Regions from separate parts of the Homo sapiens genome. Here regions 2 and 3 are each linked to region 1. The links are chromatin loops, found by intact Hi-C in ENCODE. Cell type or tissue: CD14-positive monocyte. All regions are shown on one strand.

Region 1 (2,500 bases):
AAAGACCTATATGGCATGGCCAGTTCTAGGGGTAAGGTTGTGTCCATGCCAGTGTGTGGCATATGGCGATGTTCAGCTAGCATGAGTCTGAATTAATTACCACACATAGGAGCCAGAGTAAAGTGTTCCCAGGCCATCTACCCCCAACCAATGTCCCCACTTATTACTGCAACCTCTTACATCTTCTATAACATGCTCCAAAAAGTACGCACAACAGTAATCCCCCAAATGCCAAATACCACATTATTTCACGTTGAACAGTCTTGTTAGTGCATGAGTTCGTGTGCAGCACACGTGGTATTGTACACAAATTATATTTCCCTTCTACACTGTAATGAACATGGAGTGTGATGTAAATAACCATGGAATACTGAGTTAAAGCTAGAATTTTATCTAAATTAGACCTGAGTTTGTCGTGCCCCCAGGTGCCTGACAGAACTAAACAGTGAGAACCCCAGAACCCTTTCCAATGGGGAACGTCAGAGGCACCACAGCCACGGACCCTCCACTCTCTCCTGCACTCATTGCACCTTGACTGTCTTCCTTGGTGCTTGCAGACGTTTGTCATAGTGGATTTTTTTAATCAGATCGTGAATTTTGGGCAAACTTTCTACAGTTCGTGGGAGTAAATGTTTGAATGGTTTGAGTTCAGACCGTGAGACAGATCTGCATTTTCCATTCTGAAGAGGTTACACATGAGCTAGCAGATGGGATCGAATTTCAATTATACGGAAACAAGGTAGAAAAGAAGGGACCTCAGGCAAACGAGTAAAAGCAAGTTTGCAACTTAGAGTTTACAGTGGCTGGTCACAGGAGTATCTGACCCTGGAATTCCCAAACTTCTCCGCACCTTAGAATTACCTGAGGAATATTTTTAAAATGCCAAAGCCCAGGCCACACCCGGACCAATTAAATTAGGCGCACTGGGGTGGAATCCGGCATCTGCATTTCTGAAGCTCCCTAGATGATCCCAGCATGCAGAGGAGTCTGAGAATGACTAGTCTAATTTCATTTCCACAATATGCTTGTGAAGCGGTCGCCACTATCCCCTGTGATTCCCTTAAGGTTCCCCCCAGTGAATTTGTGGCATCAGGAGCCCAGCCCAGCACTCCTTCCACTGCACGTGCCGCTGTCCTGGAGGACAGGAAGCAGAGCCAGGGTGCTGCGTACGTGGCTCTTCAGAGGGCTCTTCAGTGTGCCTCCAAGGGCGCACAGCCGAGTTGAGCCGTCTGATTACGCTCCGGGGTGATGGACAGGCTGCCCCTGCCCCCTGCTGGCCAGAGGCTGCTATTGCAGCCAGCGTGCACACGCGTGCGCGCATCTTCAGCCACCTGCAGTTTCTCTGATTCTTCCCTGGTCTCCTCTCTGCAGTGTCGCCAGAACACCTTCGCACACTCTATTCTTTGTGGCCCTTCTGACTTTCTCTTTGCCGTGTGACAGGGGAGTCCTCCCTAACCAGCAGACAGTGAAGGTGGAGTCCACGTTTCTCGGCCTCCACGCATAGCGAGTCTCAGACCCCGCAAGGCTGCAGACAGTGCTGTGTAAGTGGGCCTTCAGTCCTGTGGGGAGCCCAGGTTGAATCCCCAGGAATAGAAGCTCCAGAGGAAGGTCCCCAATCAGTCCGTGGTCCCCAATCCTGAGAAGGGTTGCCTTTTCTGGGAGGAGCCTGGGTCTCATCGCTATGCGGGAACAGGGCTCTGGGAGGTGTCCAGGAAATGTGAGACCGGAAGTCGCCGTCAGGGAACGGAGTAGTCTGTGGCCCTGTTAGAGGAAACAGCCCTGGGGGGTCCCCAATTGCTTCTAGAATCTATTCTGTTTACTCTTCTAGGGAATACCTGTAACTTCTTTCCTTGGAACCAAGATTTAGCACATGAGAAGAATCTGGAAGAAGCTGAGCCCACAAGGGTCCCAGGAGGGCATTCTACCTGCCCACTGACCGTCTCAGCATGCTACACCCTCGAGGGAACTCAGGTTCCCTGTCTGTAAAATGCAGATTCTCTCCTATGAAATCTCTGAGGTGAATAGCTCTGGATAAACTTCAGTGGCCTTCTTTTAGATGTTTTTTGTTTTTGTTTTTTGTGGGTTTTTTTTCCCCTTGGGTCTTCCTGCCTGGGGCCCTCTGCCCTGGGTCTCCTGCAGAGGTTCCCACCAGCTCAGGAAAACACTCAAGGGTGAGTGTCTCAGAGCTCAATAGGCCTGAGTTCCTTTCCCAATACCTCCTACCACTCCCTGGACATACACACTAGCACATACATGCACACATGTGTGTGCAATCAAGCTAATCAGAGTGGGGCCTTGATTGAGTCAGAGCTCTTTGCACTCCTCCACATGTCCTCTACAGTGTAGCACTAATTCTGTGTCCTCCGGGGTCAGGGCCAGGTGCAGCAGGTGCAACCCACATTGCAGGTGAAACCTGTGAGTGAAGGAGCCTGGTGGGGGCTCTTGCTGTCATCTAGGTGGAAGGAGATGAAGATCAGGCAGAGGAGGCCGAAAAAGATCT
Region 2 (2,500 bases), 91 kb before region 1:
GAGTCTGGGAAGTCAAAGATCAAGGTGTCAGTGGATGTGGTATCTGCTGAGGGCTGCTCTCTGCTTCCAAGGTGGTGCTTTCTTGCAGTAACCTCAGTTGACTGAAGGCATGAACACTGTCCTCATATGGCAGACAGCGCAAATCTGCTTCCTGCAATCTCTGGTATAAGGGCATTAATTGCATTCTTGAGGATGACGCCCTCATGACTTAAGATTTTCCCACAAGATCCCACCTCTTAACGCTATCACATGGAAATTAAGTTTGAATATATGAGATGGGGGAACAACATTCTGAACACAGCAGAATCCTTATGCATGGGATATTTGTCTATTCCCCCCCCCAGTTCTTTATTCAGTCATTTACTTACATCAGCATGGACTCCTAGAGATTTAATATATACATTGGGTAGTAATCCAGTACCACTTGGTTTTGTTGCTAGATAGTTCTCACTTCGGCCATTTTCTTTTTCTGTACATTTTACACACGCGTTGTTCTTTCATCCACTGATGTATTCATCCAACAAGCACTGATTGAGATGATCCCAAGCTACCATAACTGATCCACTCCTACCTGCCTTCCCCTCCAACTTTCCCTGACCAGCACTCTCTTTCCTCCCTGCTTTCCTGGCCCCACCATTTCCAGGGAACATCTTGTAATTCCTGGGATTAAAATCTGCCCTCTACAAAATGTCTCAGGGTCAAAACTCATCATCAACCCACCATGGCTAGACCAGAAGGATTCAGGGGTCTGGTCGTGCCTCCAAGGGCCCTGACCACCTATAGGAAGTGCACAGAGAGAAGGAAAGAGGGATGACCCCAGCTTTATTCACCAGCTTTATTCTTGGCCATGCTGAGAGCTGCCCCTAGCAATAGAGGAGCAGTATGACTGGCTGGAAGGCATAAAGCAGCAGACATGGGGAGAAGTTCAGTGAAAGGCGGCAGAGCAACACAGCAGGGCTGAGGTGCCCAGGCCCAGAGACAGACCCTGTAGCTGGTGGCCCCTTTCAAGGCCTGGCTGCCCCTCCTCCCCTGGTCTGCAGAGCCCGCCCTCCCAGGCCGACCATTTCCCCAGCAAGACATTGACTTCCTCAATTTTACCAGCTGAGAGACACTGGGAACCTGGGGCAGAATCAGACCCAGCGTCTGACTCCTCCTGAGAGGGCTCCCTTTTTTCTCCTCTCCTCCGCTGTCAGAAACAGATCTGGGCTGGAATGGCCTGGGGTGGGGTCCACACCTGCTGCTTCCACCTGTGCTGCTGCTGCTCCTGGCCTCAGGTGACATGGAGGGAAAGAGTGCAGGGGGTGTAAGGAGTGGGATGAAGAATGAGTGGGGCAGGGAGCAGCATGGCTGTGTGACCATAGGACAGAATTTAGGGGCCCTCTTCCATGTGTGGGCATCAGAACTAGTTCCCCCTCCCCTTCCCCAGCCTGTGATGGGGGAGGTTGGGTCCCTTCAGAGCTCTGACCTGGGTTTCTTTCTGCCGGTTCCTGGGTAAAGGGTGCTGTGCCTGAAGAACTTCACAAACACCCAGGACAGACCCTCCTCCTGCAATGCCAGTACTCACCCAAGAGAGGGCCCTATCAGCCCAAATCCTGGTGTCAGCAGACATCTCCAAGTCGGTGTACCTTACTTGTCACCAGCTCCAAGCCCTGGACAGCAGTTCAGAAGTCTCATTACACAATCTGGGACAAGCCCAATGCTGGCTTCTTCAACATCACCATGATTCAGCTGACACAGAATGACTCGGGATTCTACTGGTGTGGAATCTACAACGCTTCCGAAAACATCATCACTGTTCTTAGAAATATCAGCCTGGTGGTGTCTCCAGGTGAGCTCTTTTCTTGAGGAAATACCTCTGTGCCACCCCCCAGGGACCTGAAGGAAATGTCATGCACCCCCTCCCATGCCTCTATCATCCCCCATCCTGCCAGGTATTCTGCTGTGGTCCAAGGGGAGCAAAGATCCTGTCCCCAAACATGGACTCTCACCTCTCCTCCACCCGGTACATCCTGGCCTCAATTGTTGGGAAGGTACCCTCAGAGGTCCCTGGACAGAGACACAGTCTGTCTGTCACTCTGCGTCTCTCTTTGTCTTACACAGGCACACCCACAACTCTTCTTTTCACACACACACTAACACACACACACCAACAACTCTGTCATGCAGATCTTAGGCACAGACCACTCCTGGCTTAAGACATCCTGAGGGTCTGGCTCTGGGCCCCTACCTCCTCTTATGTATGGGGTAGACCCTACTCTCTTCTGGGCCCCTGGAGAGTCATTGTCTGCTGTCTTTTCTCTTTAGCCCCAACCACGTCTCCTATGTGGACTCTTCCCTGGCTCCCAACAAGCACAGGTAGGTTGGAGGCCTCGGTGGGGGAAGATTAGAAGGGTCACCAGGCAGCTTGGGAGCCTCAGATTCAGGGAAGGGGAAACCAGGGAGGCCTGCCTCTGAGGACTGATCTCTTGGGGCCTGGGCTTGTGGGAAGCTACCTTCAGGG
Region 3 (2,500 bases), 230 kb before region 1:
GAAGAGGAGGCCTCCAAACCTTTTCACCTTTTGAAAACTGCTAAGGATAGAGTTACTCAAAACTGGGACCTAGACAGTTAATAGAATTTCAAAGATTGTGATTACTTAGATTATATATAGCACACCACAGTGGGAGAGTACTTTTTCTCCCCTTGTGTTTTTCAGTGTGTTTTGCCAGGATCGGTGAGTGTATACCAGATAGAAGAGGGACTAACTATGTTCCCTTCTTTCTGTTCTGTGTGCCTGTTTTTTGTTTGTTTTATGTTTTGTTTTCTTAAAGTTACAGTCCCTGTTTCAGGCATGATCACTATCCCAGCAGCCAGTTTGGCAGGAGCACAGATTGTTCAAACAGGAGCCAATACCAACACAACCAGCAGTGGGCAAGGGACTGTCACTGTGACACTACCAGTGGCAGGCAATGTGGTCAATTCAGGAGGGATGGTCATGGTAAGAAAATGTATTTTTCAGCTTTGTCTTTGAAATTTTCTTGAACATGCAACTTGATGCCTCCTAAAATTTATTATGTTGACCTCTTGGGATTGAGATCGATCCTTAAGGCACTGTCGGTAATCTACTTTGACAATAACATTATGACAAACCATAATTCATTCTGAGCACCTACTATGTGCCAGGGACTATTCACCAGGGACTATTCTAGATGCTGGAGATAAAGCAATGGATAAATAGTGATTTTATGGAATTCTTTTCAGAATTCAAATAACGAAGGGAATTATATACTAATCTTTGAGAAGTGGAAAGTAGTATTGCCCATGATGGACAAAATAAGAAATAAGCTAAAAATTAGAAAGATTGTAATTGATAGAGAAACCAAAAAAAAAGTGTCATGTAAATGTATTGGGAAGATAGGAAGATTTGGGTGGTGTAACTGAAAGCTAAATCCTCATATGTCAAAATAGGATGTTAAAATGCATAAATTAAGAATGAGTAACAGAAGTCTGCACAGAGGTGGAGGAAGCTATGAAAAGAAACAGAACCAACCCTGGCTCAGTGGCATGCACCTGTAGTCCTAGCTACTTGGGAGGCTAATCCAGGAGGATGGCTTAAGTCCAGGAGTTTGAGCTCAGCCTGGGCAATGTAGAGAGACCTCGTTTCTACGAATTGAATGAAAAATAAATAATTTTTATAAAAGATTCAATACAGTTATTCAAAGCGGTTGTATTTGGGAAAGAGCTGTGGGGTACAGGACTCTGTTACTTGTTTTTACCTACATTTAGTACAGTGTTTTGGTGTTTTTTAAGAAAAATTAGGATTGAATTATAAGTTAACTATTATTTTTATAAATATAGGCATTTAGTAGCACTTGGTCTATCTATTTTTGTGCTGTTTTTTTGTCTTATGACTACTGTTCCTGACCATTAGATGGCAGCAGAAATATCTAGAGCCATGGGTGGACATGAATTAGGGCATGGTTATATAGTTTCTCAGAGTGGCACCTGAATCTCCTATGACACAGTCATCTGGGGTGTTTGTTTAAAGTGCAGATCTTTAGTATAAATTTCTCCAGGGATCCGCATTTACCCAAGTACCCTATAAAAATTACTTTTTGTGGCATTTACAAAAAAAATGGATGAAGAGGAACCAAGAAACTGTTTCTATGTCCATACTTCATGCCACCAATAAGCTCTGGTTTCCTGTTCACACAGATGGTTCCTGGGGCTGGCTCTGTGCCTGCTATCCAAAGAATCCCTCTACCTGGAGCAGAGATGCTTGAAGAAGAGCCTCTCTACGTGAATGCCAAACAATACCACCGTATTCTTAAGAGGAGGCAAGCCCGAGCTAAACTAGAGGCAGAAGGGAAAATTCCAAAGGAGAGAAGGGTATGTATAACATTGGGAAGGATATAGGAAAGGAGAATAGCAGGGTTCTACTTTTGAAATTATCTTTTATATGGCTTGTTTTCTCACGTACCTTCCAAACAATTGACGTTAGATACTTGTTGTCTCTTTTGTAAGAGTTAGCATTTGTTATTACTAATATGCAGCTGCAGTTATAATAACGAAAACAAACAGTGGCTTAAATAAGATGTTATTCCTTTTCATACATAAAAGTAGTCCAGAGATAAATTATCCTGGACTGGTAGCACATTTTCACAGTTCTCAAGACCTGTTTCACTGCTTTAATATTGCTAGTGTGCTGTTCATGGTCCAAGATTCCTGCTTAGGCTCCAGCCTAGGAAGAAAGGGAACAAGAAAGGTACCCTTTCTTTTTTTTTTTTTTCCTGAGACTCAGTCTTGCTCTGTCATCCAGGCCGGAGTGCAGTGGCACAATCTCAGCTCACTGCAACCTGCACCTTCCATGTTCAAGTGATTCTCCTGCCTCAGCCTCCTGAGTAGCTGGGATTACAGGTGTGCGCCACCACGCCCAGCTTATTTTTGTGTTTTTAGTAGAGACGGGGTTTCACCATGTTGGCCAGGCTGGTCTCGAACTCCTGACCTCAGGTGATCCACCTGCCTGGGCCTCCCAAAGTGCCGGGATTATA

What was found. Hi-C counts contacts between places; a loop is a spot of excess contacts. Peaks named below come from ENCODE experiments on the same cell type or tissue, not always from the same donor. Only the 100,000 strongest peaks of a DNase experiment are listed, where the experiment ranks them.
Region 2: a loop joins it to region 1, with 4 times the contacts of the local background. A loop is called at or near these places in 4 of 110 quality-filtered maps.
Region 3: it touches region 1 in a loop (7-fold over the local background); 50 of 110 quality-filtered maps call a loop at or near these places.

The regions. Positions count from the first base shown.
Region 1 is chr6:41,317,750-41,320,249 of GRCh38, forward strand. No RefSeq gene overlaps it. Among named protein-coding and RNA genes, the nearest start is that of NCR2, 17 kb to the right of the region's middle. RefSeq lists a silencer at 1,173-1,242 and an enhancer at 1,451-1,992. In CD14-positive monocyte, CTCF peaks have their summits at 1,287 (motif pointing left) and 1,499; a DNase peak (open chromatin) is centred at 1,212; H3K4me3 peaks cover 895 bases; H3K27ac peaks cover 376 bases.
Region 2 is chr6:41,227,217-41,229,716 of GRCh38, forward strand. It overlaps TREML4 (triggering receptor expressed on myeloid cells like 4), which reads left to right and starts at 1,133. Exons shown (of 6, transcript NM_198153.3): 1 at 1,133-1,274; 2 at 1,498-1,828; 3 at 2,305-2,355. The coding sequence starts at 1,212. In CD14-positive monocyte, CTCF peaks have their summits at 1,554 and 1,754; DNase peaks (open chromatin) are centred at 1,085 and 1,665; H3K27ac peaks cover 1,113 bases.
Region 3 is chr6:41,091,248-41,093,747 of GRCh38, forward strand. It overlaps NFYA (nuclear transcription factor Y subunit alpha), which reads left to right. Exons shown (of 10, transcript NM_002505.5): 7 at 281-447; 8 at 1,665-1,838. It also overlaps a transcript of OARD1 not described here. Among named protein-coding and RNA genes, the nearest start is that of NFYA, 20 kb to the left of the region's middle. In CD14-positive monocyte, CTCF peaks have their summits at 1,357 (motif pointing right) and 1,558; no DNase peak of the experiment used is centred here; H3K27ac peaks cover 406 bases.